2 separate regions of the Homo sapiens genome follow, and region 1 is linked to region 2. Evidence: read pairs that join two places in POLR2A ChIA-PET (ENCODE). Cell type or tissue: B cell. All regions are shown on one strand. Links, peaks and the distances in the headings refer to the core of each region. The heading gives the core; the rest is flanking DNA.

The links. ChIA-PET counts read pairs that join two places held together with the same protein. Peaks named below come from ENCODE experiments on the same cell type or tissue, not always from the same donor. Only the 100,000 strongest peaks of a DNase experiment are listed, where the experiment ranks them.
Region 1: POLR2A ChIA-PET joins it to region 2 with 5 read pairs; 3 of 35 experiments call an interaction of 5 or more read pairs at or near these places.

The regions. Positions count from the first base shown.
Region 1 is chr19:2,038,694-2,046,408 of GRCh38, reverse strand. It overlaps MKNK2 (MAPK interacting serine/threonine kinase 2), which reads left to right. Exons shown (of 14, transcript NM_199054.3): 4 at 1-42; 5 at 126-223; 6 at 2,827-2,906; 7 at 3,212-3,285; 8 at 3,539-3,643; 9 at 3,747-3,802; 10 at 3,887-3,982; 11 at 4,375-4,569; 12 at 5,205-5,369; 13 at 6,232-6,275; 14 at 6,553-7,715. The coding sequence ends at 6,796. Among named protein-coding and RNA genes, the nearest start is that of MKNK2, 8.7 kb to the left of the region's middle. RefSeq lists a silencer at 3,972-4,441. In B cell, for the core only: no CTCF peak of the experiment used is centred there; DNase peaks (open chromatin) are centred at 2,238, 4,238 and 5,938; H3K4me3 peaks cover 1,339 bases; H3K27ac peaks cover 4,648 bases.
Region 2 is chr19:2,549,929-2,557,643 of GRCh38, reverse strand. It overlaps GNG7 (G protein subunit gamma 7), which reads left to right. Exons shown (of 5, transcript NM_052847.3): 3 at 2,456-2,495. Among named protein-coding and RNA genes, the nearest start is that of MIR7850, 77 kb to the left of the region's middle. RefSeq lists an enhancer at 358-971. In B cell, for the core only: no CTCF peak of the experiment used is centred there; a DNase peak (open chromatin) is centred at 4,553; H3K4me3 peaks cover 703 bases; H3K27ac peaks cover 752 bases.

The DNA of each region.
Region 1 (7,715 bases), core at 1,439-6,438, 510 kb after region 2:
AGCGCGGCCGGGCCACCGACAGCTTCTCGGGCAGGTTTGAAGGTGAGCGGGGATGGCGGGCATTGGGGGAGCCGGGAGCGGGGAAAAGCCAGGGTCCCTCTCACGCCCGCCCCGCTGCCCGGCAGACGTCTACCAGCTGCAGGAAGATGTGCTGGGGGAGGGCGCTCATGCCCGAGTGCAGACCTGCATCAACCTGATCACCAGCCAGGAGTACGCCGTCAAGGTGGGCCCGCGCCGCGCCCTGGGGAACCCAGCGCCTTGGGATCGGTGTTGAGCGGGGGTGGAAACAGTGTGTGGCATTCCGGCTGTCCGTCCTACAGCCGGGAAGACCCGTGTCTAAAAGTGGCCACCGGGCCCTGAGTCCAGTCGGGAATGACAGTGAGGGTGGCCCCTCTGGTACCAGGGTGGGGGCTTCAGACAGAGGCACTGTGCCCATTGGGTCCCCTGGGCCGTCCCTGCCTCTGAGCTGTCCCTGAGGGTACATGACAGTTTGGTTTCAAGGATCAAAATGCAATGTCATATCCCAGGGCCCAGAGGGGCTCTGCGTTTGGGGAACCTCAGTGCAGGCCCGTGAGAGCCCCCTGTGTCACTCTAGCCCTGGGCGGCTGCTGGACCCAGGGTGTGGCCGAAGGGCTGGGAGCAGGAGCCCTGTTGAGGCTCTGGTTGTGACCCTGTGACCTTGTGGGCCGGTTGGATCCCGTGTTCCAAGAAATCTTCCAGGCTTCCCTCGTGACCTGGCATCCGGCTCCCGGGCTGGGTGGGGTCCCAGGAGGGCTGGCTGCCTGGGAAAGAGGGCCAGGTGTGCCCTGGCGAGCAGGGCTCGCCAGGAGCCTGTGGGTCCTGGTGGACGGCCAGGCTAGAGCTTTCCTCTGAGGAGAAGGAGGAAGAAGAGGGGTGGCCAACCTGGGGAGGTTACTGGCTAGGTGCTGGGACCACAGTGGCAGCAGGCAGGGACAGACACAGTACGGACGGTCCCTGCCTCCTGGGAGCCCCCAGGCAGGCCAAGGCAATGGTGCAGGAGCACTAGGCCCCTCCGGAAGCACTTCCACACAGCAGGCGTTCCTCTGAGCACAGCCCTCTCCTGGTGGCCCAGCCTTGCTTCCTGTCTTTGTTTGACAGATAGGGACACTGAGGCTCAGGGGGTTAGGTAGCCTGACTCATGCTGTGTGGCCTCTGGGGGATCCTAACTGGTGTCTCAGAGCCACCTCCCTGGTCATCTTGCCACATTGACCTGGTGTGGTCAGTGTTGGGATCTGCAGAGCCTGGGGGACTTCCTGCTGGAGGTGTTGTTGGCCACTGACGTCCGGGAGTTGGTCTGGCCAGGTGGCAGTGGGAGGAGGAGGTGTCCTGGGCGAGTCAGAGAGGCGAATCGCTGGGCCTGTGGGTCTGAGGAGCGTTGTTTCGTTCTATGGGGACTGGGGTGTGGGCCCTCTGCCCTCGGGGTCATGCTGCGGGAAGCCACCCTGGGGTCACCTGGTGCCGTGAGGCTGCTGGCTGGATGCAGAGCCCCCATGCTGGGACCTCAGAATAGGCCCCTTCCATGCCAGGAGGGGCTGCGCCCCCTCCCTGAAGCAGCATTCTAGCCAGCCACCCAAGGGACAGGACGAGGTTCAGTTTTGTCCAGAACCATCTGCAGTGCCTGCTGGGCACAGCTTTCAGCAGCGGCCTGGGTGGTGGTATTTCAGGACACCCTGGCGTCCAGTTGTTCTCTTGCCCCTCGCTGGGACAGTGTTGTCTGTCAGTATAGACATGGGACTGCAGAGGCAGGAGCCAGGGACTCAAGGGTGGAATGCCACATCCCTGCTGCCACCAGGCCATCGCACTGGGCAGGGAACCCTGGGCAGAGTGCTCATGCAGCCAGGCACCCGCCCAGTGAGAGGGGCTAACATGTCCAGCCTGGCAGGAGGGTCCCAGCAGGTGCCAGGGGAAGCTGCAGACGCCTCCTCACCCCACCTCTGTGAGTGAAGGTGGCAGGGAGCAGCTGGAGCTGCTGGGGGCAGTAGAGTGGCTTCCTGAGGCTCTGGGGCTCAGGGAGGCTGGATCCGCCAGTGGCTGGGACAGCCAACCAGGGTGGGCCCGAAACAGATATTGGCTGAGGCGGCAGGCAAGTGTCTGCCCAGGCTGGCACGGAGCTGGGGAGCAGGACTTGGTGCTGTGGCCACATGTGAGGTGGGGCCTGGTGGGCTGGCAGCCAGGTGTCCTGAGGCCTCCCTAGTTCTATGGGTGACCAGGTACCCACCCTGTGGGGAAAGAGGACTACAGCTGACTGTCTCTGGGTCAGGGAGGGTGGCCGCCCAGGGCAGGGAACCCTCACGTCCTGTGGGGGTATTTTGCAGAAGTCATAGGTCTCAAATGTGTCTCTGAGGGCTGTCAGGGTCACAGGTGGAGAGCAGCCTCCACTGGCTTTTTTTTTTTTTTTTTTTTTTTTTTTTTGAGGCGAAGTCTCACTCTGTCACCAGGATGCTGGAGTGCAATGGCGCGATCTCAGCTCCCTGCAACCTCCACCTCCCGGGTTCAAGTGATTCTCCTGCCTCAGCCTCACAAGTAGTTGGGATTACAGGCGTGTACCACCACACCCAGCTAATTTTTATATTTTCAGTAGAGACAGGGTTTTGCCATGTTGGCCAGGATGGTCTCAATCTCCTGACCTCATGATCCACCCGCCTTGGCCTCCCAAAGTGCTGGGATGACAGGCGTGAGCCCTGCTTTCTAGAGTTGCAGGGCGTTAAGTGTGGTGAATTCCAGCCGTGGCAGTGGAGTTTCTGGCCCCTTCTCGACTATGAGCGTCCCACCAACCCAGGTGCTGTGTCCTTTCGCCTGTTTCAGATCATTGAGAAGCAGCCAGGCCACATTCGGAGCAGGGTTTTCAGGGAGGTGGAGATGCTGTACCAGTGCCAGGGACACAGGTAGGTGAGCCACCCTTGCCACCGCACTGGCCTGAGCTGTCTTTCAGTGGATGAAGGGCCTGAGTGCCACATCACCCCCAGCAAGCGTCTGTAGGGCACCCAGTTTCCCAGGCCCTGCATTCCCCTCCCTGAAGCAGGCTGGCTGACAGCCCCAGGCGGGCAGTGTGAAGCTGGCCTATTGCCCCAGTCCCAGCTTCCGGTGGACAGGCCAGCACCAAGAGGGTGGGCCCCTCCTAGGCCGGGCAGCAGGTACCCAGGGGCCTCAGGAAGCCTCAGCTCCTCTCCTGCCCCCACCCCCACCCCAGGAACGTCCTAGAGCTGATTGAGTTCTTCGAGGAGGAGGACCGCTTCTACCTGGTGTTTGAGAAGATGCGGGGAGGTACCTGGGGGCTCCAGGCTGTGAGGAGGGAGGGAGCTGGGAGGTATTACGGGATGGGGGCCTAGTGCCACCTGCAGGAGGGGGCTTGTGGGGTGAGTGTCCTGCCCAAATGGTGGCTCAGGGGTGAGGCCTTTGTGCTGGAGGAAGCCAGTGTGGGGGCGTCCCCGCCAAAGTGGAGGTGGGTGCTGGCCTTGAGGGGACTTTGAGGTGACCTGCGTGTTCCCCCTGTCCTGCCCTGCCCTGCCCTGCCCAGGCTCCATCCTGAGCCACATCCACAAGCGCCGGCACTTCAACGAGCTGGAGGCCAGCGTGGTGGTGCAGGACGTGGCCAGCGCCTTGGACTTTCTGCATAACAAAGGTAGGTGGTGACCCCGCCCGGAGTCTCCTAGGGCCGCCTGCCAAGGACTCCTGGAAGACCTCCAGACCCTCACCCCGTCGTGGTTCTGTGGCTTCTCCCCCAGGCATCGCCCACAGGGACCTAAAGCCGGAAAACATCCTCTGTGAGCACCCCAACCAGGTAGGCCAGTTCCGGCAGGGTGGCCCCGCGGGAGGGGTGGACCGCGTGGGACCCCAGGCTCACGGACCTTTTGGCCCCTCCCAGGTCTCCCCCGTGAAGATCTGTGACTTCGACCTGGGCAGCGGCATCAAACTCAACGGGGACTGCTCCCCTATCTCCACCCCGGAGCTGCTCACTCCGGTGAGGGCCCGCGGGGAGGGCTGGGGGCTCGGCCGCCTGCTCTGCGGTTGCATAACCTCGCGGAGCCTGGGCCATCCAGCAGCTCCAGGCCGCGGAGCTCGGGCTTCCGCCTAGCAACAGCCGCTGATTGGTTGGGCGGGGTGTCGCGGCGGGGCCTCGAGCAGGCGCCCCAACGCGTCGGTGTTTGGCCGGGTGGGGCGGGGCCGCGGCGGGGGAGGGGCGAGCTCTGCACCTGCTGATTGGGCGGGGGCGCGTTCCCGGCAGCCGCTGATTGGTCGGGCCCGGCGGGGCGGGGTCCGAGCCGGCTGGCGCAGGTGACCCGCAGTTACCCGGGCTCGGTTCCCACGTAATGCTGGGAAACCCCGGCTGACGCGCCCCTCCCCCGCCCGCAGTGCGGCTCGGCGGAGTACATGGCCCCGGAGGTAGTGGAGGCCTTCAGCGAGGAGGCTAGCATCTACGACAAGCGCTGCGACCTGTGGAGCCTGGGCGTCATCTTGTATATCCTACTCAGCGGCTACCCGCCCTTCGTGGGCCGCTGTGGCAGCGACTGCGGCTGGGACCGCGGCGAGGCCTGCCCTGCCTGCCAGGTGCGGCGGCCCGCGCACCCTCCTCTCCTGGGCACCCTCCTCCCCCGGGCCTGCCCTGAACACCCCCTAACCCCAGGGGACCTGCCCTGCGCACCCTCTAAGTCCAGGGGACCTGCCCCCTGACCACCCCCTAACCCTCGGGGACCTGCCCTGTGTGCTCCCCAGACCCCCGGGGACCTACTCTGTACTCCCCCTAACCCCTGGGGACCTGCCCGGTGTGCCCTACTCCCTGATGCCATCCACAGGGCAGTGCCGCCCTGTCTGCCAGTTTCCCGAAGGCTTTTCAGGTTTGCCTGCCCAAGGGAAACCCCAGACAGGGTTCAGAGAGCTGAGAGGTGGAGTGAGGCCCCTGGTTTGGGGGGATCAGGCTCAGGCTCCCTGCCCGCGGCTTAAGGCTCAGCATCTGTGGCCTGTGGTCCCTGGAACCAGGTCCCTCAGAGCTGCTTTTTTGTAAATCCAGCTCCACTTGGGTGGAGCTGACTCTCCTGGTCCGGCTCCCAGCCCCCTCTGCCCCAGGCGTGCGTGGTCTAGGGCCTGGTCTAGGGCCTGGTTGGGGTCCGGTTGGAGCCACGTGTCAGTGCACAGTATCCAGGCCCTTGGGCAGGTCTAAGCTCCCCTGTGTTCTATGTCCCCAGAACATGCTGTTTGAGAGCATCCAGGAGGGCAAGTACGAGTTCCCCGACAAGGACTGGGCCCACATCTCCTGCGCTGCCAAAGACCTCATCTCCAAGCTGCTGGTCCGTGACGCCAAGCAGAGGCTGAGTGCCGCCCAAGTCCTGCAGCACCCCTGGGTTCAGGGGGTGAGTACCAGCCGCACGGGCGGCAGGAGGGGTATGGGGGCGCTGCAGGGTGGCCTCAGAGCGAGCATGGGAAGCCCTGAGGGTGTAGCCTGGACACCCTGAGATGCACTGAGGCTTGAGAGCACAGGCTCTGCCCTGGGATGAGGGGTGCAGCCGAAATCCCCACCGCCCGCCTGTGCACGGTGCCCGCTGGCCAGCCAGGCGGCTCCCAGGAGCAGCTACTCAGAGAACCTTCCTGGAGGGTGGTGGGGACCCACAGCCTGCAGCAGGCTGGAGCGAAGCGGGCAGCGAGCCCAGCTCACATAGACCCCAGCCTAGCCTGCCGTCAGTCTCAAGCCCAGGCTGTGCCTCCACCCTTCCCTGTGTGGCCTCCAGTCGAGGAGGAGTCGGGTGTTTCTCCTGCCAGAGGTCATCTGAGCTGAGCTGCCACCCCAGGGAGTGAGGATTTACTAAAAATAGAAGCTGGGGTCACTCTGTGTCCCCAGGCGAGGGGCTGGGGGCCTCCAATCTCCTTGCAGAAGCATCCAGAGACCCATGGGTTAAGAGGGGGGCGGAGGTGGGTTTGGGCTGGGAACAGCCGGGAGAGATGGGGCTTGGGGCTCTGCCCCCACCCTCACTGGGTCCTGTAACACCAGGCCTCAGCCTGGCCCAGCCTCGGGTTCCCTGGGCAGGGGGACATGGAGCCTCACCATAGGGACCTCGGGGTGGGCGCTTGGCTCCCGGGGCACCCAGGTGCACTCCTGGTCTCCGGTGGGGTCCTGGTGATGGGATGGGCATGGCATCCCTTGGCCAGACACCCCACCCAGCGCCCCAGGCGGCCCCAGCTGCTCTCCAGCCCTGCCCCCGCCCACTCTCGTTGCAGTGCGCCCCGGAGAACACCTTGCCCACTCCCATGGTCCTGCAGAGGTAAGGCCCGCAGGGGTGCTCGGGACCCCTGAGTCCAGGGGGCGGGGTTTCCAGGTTAAGACATTTGTGAAAGACCCGGAGAACTGCTTTGGGGTCGGGGAGGCAGGCAAGCCTGGTGACTCAGTGAAGCTCCCGGTGGGGCCCTGGTGCTCAGAGGAGCCCCAGGGTGGGGGCTGGGAGGGGGGCATGAAGCCCCTTCCCCCAGGGCCTTCACAGACCCCAGGGGTCCCCTGAGGGGTGCCTCTTGGTGACCACCTACCCCCACCCCGTTTCCCAGGAACAGCTGTGCCAAAGACCTCACGTCCTTCGCGGCTGAGGCCATTGCCATGAACCGGCAGCTGGCCCAGCACGACGAGGACCTGGCTGAGGAGGAGGCCGCGGGGCAGGGCCAGCCCGTCCTGGTCCGAGCTACCTCACGCTGCCTGCAGCTGTCTCCACCCTCCCAGTCCAAGCTGGCGCAGCGGCGGCAAAGGGCCAGTCTGTCCTCGGCCCCAGTGGTCCTGGTGGGAGACCACGCCTGACCCTCCCATCTCCCCTCTGTACATAGGTCACCCGTCCCCCAATCAAATCTAAAGGTTTTTTAAGCTATCGCCAGCCGGTGTCCAGCGGGCTGCCCCTCCTCTGCCTGGATTCCCAGGCACTAAGCTCAGCTGAGGGGGGTGTTTTATAGAAGGTTTTTGCTTTTGGGTTTTTTTTTTCCTGTTTCCACCCCTCCCCGTTATTTTTTCCTTTGGATGGTTAAAAGCATTGCAGGCACCCGGGAAGGTGAGCAGAGGGTAGGTGGGTGGGCTTGTCCCCTCCCCGGTCCCCCGCCCTGCTCACCTCTACTATGAAGGTGCCCCCAGGTCACCTGTGCTGCCCGCCATCTGCCCACGTGGCTTGCAGTGACTCAGGAGAGCAGGCCCACAGCGTTTGCCATCTTGCAGAGCTGGGGAGGGGCACAGGACCCTGCCCTCGTGTTCCCTCCCAGCCCGCAGTATTTCAGGGACAGGCTCTTCCCCTCTATCCCTCACCCTGAGAGCACCCCTGGTGGCTTGGTTGGGGAAGGGAGGGGCTGCCTGTCTCTGGAGGTGTCAGGCAGGCAGGTGGCAGGCAGCTCACCCACCCACCCCATGGGATCCCCCAGCCCTTCACCCGCGCCTGCCTTGTCCCCATGATAGTTGACAATCGGGGCTTCCTGCAAGGCCCGTCTGTCTGTCCAGGACTCCTGGTGGCCAGATTCGGCCTCCGACCTTGACCTTAAACTGCAGCTGACCCCAGGGGCTCGCCGCTGCCCCTCCCCTCCACACCAAGGCCTGAGACAGCAGGAGCCCCGCCTGGCCCGAAGCCGTTTCCACCGCAGCAGGCAGAGGGGCTGGACAGGCACTGTCAGCCAATGTGGGGGGTCCTGAAGACACCCCCTTGGGGCACCCGAGTGCCCCTTCTCAGGGCTCAGTCTGA
Region 2 (7,715 bases), core at 1,804-6,803:
GGCACATCGCACTTTGACTCAGAGTTTGTGATGGGTCAGAAGTCTAACTTCCCGTCTTTCTCTATCACGGTCCTGAAACGGTGCTACAACTCCATTCGCTGACCCGGCCAGGCGGAGCCTCTGAGTCTTTTGTGAGTGCAGGTGCCTTTGGGCAGGAGGAGGAAAAGTCCTGCAGCCCCTCGTTTCTTGAGTCTGTGCATGTTTACTAGCAGGACCTTGCTTCAGATGCAGGGCTGGGTGGAGGCGCTCGCTCCTGCGTGCATGTGTGCGTGCACGTGTGTGTGTGTCTGTGTGTGTGCACATGTGTGTGTCTGTGTGCACATGTGTGTCTGTGCGTGTATGTGCACCTCTGTGTGTGCACGTGTCTGTGTGTGCAAATGTGTGTGCACGTGTGTGTGCACATGTGCGTCTGTGTGTGCATGTGTGTCTGTGTGTGCATGCAAATGTGTGTGCACGTGTCTTGTGTGTACGTGTGTGCGCGTGTCTTTGTGTGCATGTGCGTGAGTGTGCAGTACACGTGTGTACGTGTGTGCGTGTGTCTGAGTATTCCTGTGTGCACGTGTGTGCGTGTGTCTGTGTGCGTGCATATGTGTGTGAGTGTGCGTGTGTCTGTGTGTGCGTGTGTGTGTGTAGAGGTGGGAGGGGAGGCAGCCCCCCTGGATGTCTCTAGGTCACTAAGAGGTTAGGGATCTCACACGGAGTGATTCTGCCCCCCAGGGGACCCGGGGCAGTGTCTGGGGACATTTGTGGCCAACACATCTGGGGGGTGCTCCTGGCACGGAGCAGGTGGATGCCAGGGACGCAGCTCACCACCCTGCAGAGCCCAGGATGCTCCCGCCCCGGAGAACAATCCGGCGCTGGTGTCCGTATTGCTGGGTGGGAGGAGAGACCCTGGCTTAGGAGAAGGTGACCTCAGTCACCGCCTTCCTGCAGCTGAGACCCGGGAGCCTCTGGGAAAGCCGGGACTCGGCCTCCCCAGCTGGGCTGCAAGGTGAGGAGGCTTCCCGCCGACCTCAGCTTCCTTGGCCTCCAATGCAGCCCCGGGGCGCAGGGCTGCTGAGAAAGTGTCGTGTGTGGGTGGCCCGGACTCCAGCCCAGGAGCAGCAGCCATGTGGCTCTTCTTTGTGTCGGTGGAAAAAAACCCATTGGTTTGTGGAAATAGCAAATGTTTGTGACGGAAGAGGGGCCTGGCCGGCTTCAGAGACCACAGGGGCCCTTCAGGGCAGGAGGGAAACAGCCTTGGCCACGTGAACCCGGCCCAGCCCGGCCTCGAGCAGCTCAGGAAGCTGGGCCTGGGTTGGGCCCGGTGCAGGGGCGTCTGCTGACCTCGCCGGGCAAGCCCACTGCAGGGTGAGCCCCGCTAGGCAGGACGGGGCCTCCCCTAGAGCTGACAGTGGTGCAGCTCCTGGCTTCTCCAAGTGGGGCTGCCGGCTCAGCAGCAGAGCAGTGGTGGCCTAACCGGGAGACACAGAACCTGGCATCTGGGTTCATTGTGCGCAAGTCCCGGCCCCATGACCTCGGCCGGTGTAGACGCTCCGCAAGGCAGGGGCCTTTGCCTGCCTCGGGCCTCCTTGTCCACGAAATAGGAGGCTGCCGCGAAGCTGGAGGGGGCAGATCGCTGCCTGGATCTCCCTCCAGACCTTAGTGGGAGTCAGGAAAGACCACGGAAGGTGGTCCCCGTGGGCCCCCCTCGCGATCCGTGCACTGTGCATTGGAGACGGCCGTGGGCCCCCCCTCGCGATCCGTGCACTGTGCATTGGAGACGGATACGGGGCCTGGCCCTGTGCAGGGTCCGGCTTGGAACAGAGGATTCCGTTCCATGGAAAACCGCAGCTCCAAAGGCCCCAACCGCCCCGACCCCCGGAGACCAATCACCGGGGCCTGGAGACGTTCTTTCCTTCCTATTGACCTCCTGGCCCTGGGCGGCTCACATGAGACCCCCGGCCTTCCTGCCCCCCGTATACCTGTCACTTCCTCCATTCGGGGTTAATTGGTTTGTCCCCAGTTTCCACTTTCCACCTCTCCCTTTGCCCGGCACGTGGCTTACATAAAAGTAGAAATCAGAGATGGAAAAACACCGAAGTATTCCATGGGAAGGCGCCGTGCCTGGGTATTTTGTTTTTCTTGCACTGGTGTGTCTGATGGACTGGACTTTGACTGTGGGGTTGGGGCTTCCTTGTTCTGAAATGGAATAACACAAGTTTCTGGAAGATAATTTGCCCTGTTGTCCAGCAAGAGAAGCATCCAGGTCTTCTCCGCACGGATCGGTGGTAAAGAATAAAGTGGATTCTGCCCCCGTTTTCTCCGGAGGGCACGGCCCTTTCGAATTCCCATGCCTCATTTTTGGGGACAGCAACGTCGTTCTCCGATAAAAGCTGGAGGTAGCTCTGTGAGTTCCTTGTAAGTAAAAAATATGTAACCATGCTTTTCTCTTTCTCTCTCCTTTTTTAAACAGGGTGTACAGCAAGCTGTGATTCCTGGGAAAACTAAAAAAGGTATGTGGCATTTTCTCTTACTTCATGAGGTTGGAATCTCTTGTTTTTTAGAAAAAGGAACAAACAAGCCCCAGTCTTTTATGTGTGCCTGACACTTTGGGAGGTTGAGTCATCCCATAAAAGGGCTCCGGGCTCAGAGCCAGGAAACCTGAGTTCAAATCCCAGATCCCCTTTTACCAGCTCTGCCCCGTTTGGGTGGGTTCGCGTCAACTGTCTGCAGTGGAGATGACGTTCTCCGTTTTGCAGGAAGGTTGCAAAGATTAAACAAGCATATAGATACAAAAATATAAAAATAGCCAGGTGCAGTGGCTCACGCCTGTAATCCCAGCACTTTGGGAGGCTGAGGCAGGTGGGTCACCTGAGGTCAGGTGTTTGAGACCAGGCTGACCAACACAGCGAAACCCCGTCTCTACCAAAAGTACAAAAATTAGCAGGGCATGGTGGCAGGTGCCTGTAATCCCAGCTACTCTGGAAGCTGAGGCAGGAGAATCGCTTGAACCTGGGAGATGGAGGTTGCAGTGAGCTAAGATCATGCCACCGTACACCAGCCTGGGCAACAGAGTGAGACTCTGTCTCAAAAAAAAAAAAATATATATATATATATAGCATATATATTTTATACACACATATACCTATATATATGTATACACAGTGGCGTGCGCCTGTAGTCCCAGCTACTCAGGAGGCTGAGGCAAGAGGATTGCTTGAACCCAGGAGTTCGGGGTTGCAGTGAGCTATGATTGCACCACTGTACTCCAGCCTAGGTGACAGAGTGAGACCCGGTCTCTTAAAAAATATACCCAGTGTGGTGGCACGTGCCTGTCATCCTAGCATTTTGGGAGGCTGAGGCAGAAGGATCACTTGAGCCCAGGAGGTGGAGGCTACTGTGAGCTGTGATTGTGATTGCACCATGGGACTCCACGCTGGGCAACAGAGTGAGACCAGGTCTCTAAAGAAAAGAAAAAAATATATATATTATATATTATATATAATATATTATAGTTCACTGCTATAATATACTATTATATCATAGCTCACTGCAATCTTGAACTCCTGGGTTCAAGCAATCCCTTTGCCTCAGCCTCCTGAGTAGCTGGGACTATAGGTGCACGCCACTGTGTATACATATATACATATAATATATACATATGTGTAATATATATTACATATAATATATACATATGTGTAATATATATTACATATAATATATTACATACAATATATTACATGCAATATGCACATGTATGTAATATTACATAGAATATGTACATGTATGCAATGTTACATATAATATGTACATGTATGCAATATTACATATAATATGTACATGTATGTGATATATTACACATGATACGTACATGTGTGTGATATAACATTACATGCAATATGTGCATATATGTAATATATTGCATGTAATATGTACATATATGTAATATATTATATGTAATGTGCACATGTGTGTAATATAACATATTACATGTAACGTGTGCATGTATGTAATATAACATATTACATGTAACGTGTGCATGTATGTAGTATGATATATTGCATGTAATATGTGCGTGTATGTGATATGATTTATTACATGTGATATTACATATATGTAATGTGATGTTACATGTAATGTGTACATATATGTAATGAGATGTACATATAAAATATAATATATAGTATATAATATATAACATAATATATTGCATATAATATATAACATATATATTGCATATAAAATGTATATTACATATATATATGTATATATATATATGCTCAGCACCATGCTGGCATGTCAGTATCTAAGAGATGTGAGCTGAACCTGAAACCATCGCTGATCTGTTTCATTCGCGTTTTTCTAGGAATTTGTCCATTTCGTGTAGATTACCTAATTGGATGTCACACACTGGTTCATAATGCTACCGTGTTCTCTGATAATGCCTTTTATTTCCATACAGTTGGTAGTAATGTCCTCCTTTCGTTTCTGCGTGTAGTTATCTGCATCTTATTTCCTCTTTTTTTTTTTTTTTTTGGTTTTGCTTTTGGTCAGCCCCGCTAGAGGTTTGTCAATCACCTAGCTCTTTTCAAAGAACCAACTTTTGGTTTCGTCGACTCGCCAGTTTTTCTCATCTCTGTCTCGTTTATCGCTGCTCTGATCTTTACAATTTCCTTCCTCCTGCTGGCTTGGGGCTGCCTTCGTTCTTCCTTTTCTGGTTCCTTAAGGCAGCAGTCCTCAACCTTTTTGGCCCCAGGGAGTGGATTCGTGGAAGACAGTTTTTCCACAGACAGTGGGGAGGTGGGGGGGGTGGAGCCGGGAGGATGGTTTGGGGACGATTCAAACGCATTACTTTTTTTGTGCACTTTGTTTCTGTTATTATGACATTGTAATATATAATAAAATAATTCCACAACTCACCATAATGTGGGATCACTGGGAGCCCGGAGCTTGTTTCCTGCAACTAGATGGTCCCTGGGCTGGGTGTGGTGGCTCACGCCTATAACCCCAGCATTTTGGGAGGCTGAGGCGGGTGGATCACTTGAGGTCAGGAGTTCGAGACTAGCCTGACCAACAAGATGAAACCTCATCTCTACTAAAAATACAAAAATTAGCCAGGCGTGGTGGTGGGCACCTGTAGTCCCAGCTACTTGGGAGGCTGAGGTAGGAGAATCGCTTGAACCCGGGAGGCGGAGGTTGTAGTGAGCCGAGATCGCACCATTGTACTCCAGCCTCGGCAACAGAGCGAGACTCTGTCTCAATAACAAACAAACAAATAAAAACTAGATGGTCCCATCTGGAGGTGATGGGAGACAGTGACAGATCATCAGGCATTAGATTATTTCTGTTTGCTTGTTTTGAGACAGAGTCTCTCTCTGTTGCCCAGTCTGGAGTGCAGTGGCATGATCTTAGCTTACTGCAAACTCCGCCTCCTGGGTTCAAGCAATTTCCGGCTGATTTTTTGTATTTTTTAGTAGAGATGGGGTTTTATCATGTTGGCCAGTCGAGGCCATTAGGCATTAGATTCTCATAAGGAGCGTGCAACCAAGATCCCTTACATGCACAGTTCACAATTGGGTTCACGCTTCTATGAGAATCTGATGCCACTGCTGATGGGACAGGAGGCGGAGCTCAGGCGGGAATGCAAGCGTTGGGGGGCAGCTGTGAACACACAAGCAGTCAGGCGCCGTGGCTCACGCCTGTAATCCCAGCACTTTGGGAGGTCAAGGTGGGTGGATCGCCTGAGGTCAGAAGCTCGAGACCAGACTGGCCAACATGGCAAAACCCCATCTCTACTGAAAATAAAAAAAATTAGCCGGGCGTGGTGACGCATGCCTGTAATCCCAGCTACTTGGGAGGCTGAGGCAGAAAACTCACTTGAGCCCGGGAGGCAGAGGTTGCAGTGAGCTGAGATCGTGCCGTTGCACTCCAGCCTGGGGGCCAGAGCGAGACTCTGTCTCAAAATATGTGTGTGTATATATATATATTTTTTAAATATATATTTTATTTATAAATATGTATATGTGTTTTTATATATTTATAAATATATATTTGTTTATATATTTATAAATGCATATTTATATATTATAGATAATAGATAAATATATATTAATAAATACATATAAATATATTTTTATATAAATAATAAAAGATTGTATGAAAATATAATTTACCAGCACGGCAGGGCTTTTTGGCGTTCCCTAGATTTTGCCCCCAAGGTGAGTGCCGCATGGCCTCACCCTAGTCCCGGCCCCCACACAAATGACACTCAGGATGACGACGAAGACAGTGATGATTTAAAACCTGGCCGATGGCCGAGGGGTCGCATGTGCCCGTGGTGTCTGGTCTGGATCCTTTTACGTCCTTCTCCATGAATATATTCTCCATGGAGAAGTCCCTGCCCTCTCTCCTGTTTTCTGACCGGGAGACCAGACCTCCTTTGCTGGAGGTCAAACGGCCAGGGTGAGGTCCCTGGAGCCTGCCCTGAGCCCCGTCCTCTGGGACACACAAGTGCTGGCTGATGGCAGCGTGGCTGGACGGCAGGTGGCACGGAGCTGCCTGGGCAAGGCTCAGGTGTCTCCAGGCCGCAAGCTCAAGCTGCCAGCCATGTGGCCACGTGCCGTGGGGATTAGGTCCCTATGCTGCAGCATCTGCTGGGAGGGATGACAAGAGGCTCCAGCAATGACATCAGGCAGCTCTCGTCGGGCCCTGGCTAAGTCCCCTGGCCCTGTTCCCAGCAGCCGGGCCATCCCCACCACTGACGCCTCCCTGATCCTCAGCTCCCCCTACTCAGCGACTCAGCAGATACCTCTCCCGTGCCCCCTGCAGGCCAGGTCCACTGCTCCAATTCCTTTAGTTCTCCTAGGATCCCTGGGGAGCAGGGCTCATTGTCCCCATTTTATAGGTGGGGAAACTGAGGCTCGGCAACCAAAAGATGTGGCAAGGCCCGGGGGCTGGCCAGAGGCAGAGCGGGATTGGAGTCACGAGACTTGCCACAGAGCAGCTGGTGGTCCCTCAGGCTGTGTAGGCCACCTGCTCATCTGCACAAGCCCCTCAGAGCCCAGCAGGGCCATGGTCACTCTCCCTGGGGGACAGTCACAGAAGCTGGGGCTTGGTGAGGAGGTGAGCAGAGGTGGCCGGGAGCGGTGGCTCCTGCCTGTAATCGCAGCACTTTGGGAGGCTGAGGTGGGCGGAGATCACTTGAGGTCAGGAGTTCAAGGCCAGCCTGAACAACATGGTGAAACCGCGACTCTACCAAAAAATAAAAAAATTAGCCGGGCTTGGTGTTGGATGCCTGTAATCCCAGCTACCAGCTACTCAGGAGGCTGAGGCAGGAGAATCGCTTGAACCCGGGAGGCGGAGGTTGCAGTGAGCCGAGATTGCGCCACTGCACTCCAGCCTCGGCGACAGAGCAAGACTCCGTCTCAAAATAAGCCAGCAAGGAGGGTCGCCACGGGGGCTGGATGAGAGAGTGCCTCCCAGCCGCTCCTTCTGCTGCATTCTACCCACTTCCTGTGAGCCAGTCTCAACCCAAACACTCTTTCCCCATCCCACAGGGATTCTGAGAATCAGGGCACCCCAGACCCAAGGCAGCCACATTTCCCTTTTCCACTGAGAGCGGAAAGAGGCCTCGGCACTTCCTGGGGCAGCCCAGGATTTGGCCGTGTTTCTGCATTAGCAAGAAAAGGCGTAATGGAATTTGGATAGACAAGAAAAGGGGATGTAAGCGTGAG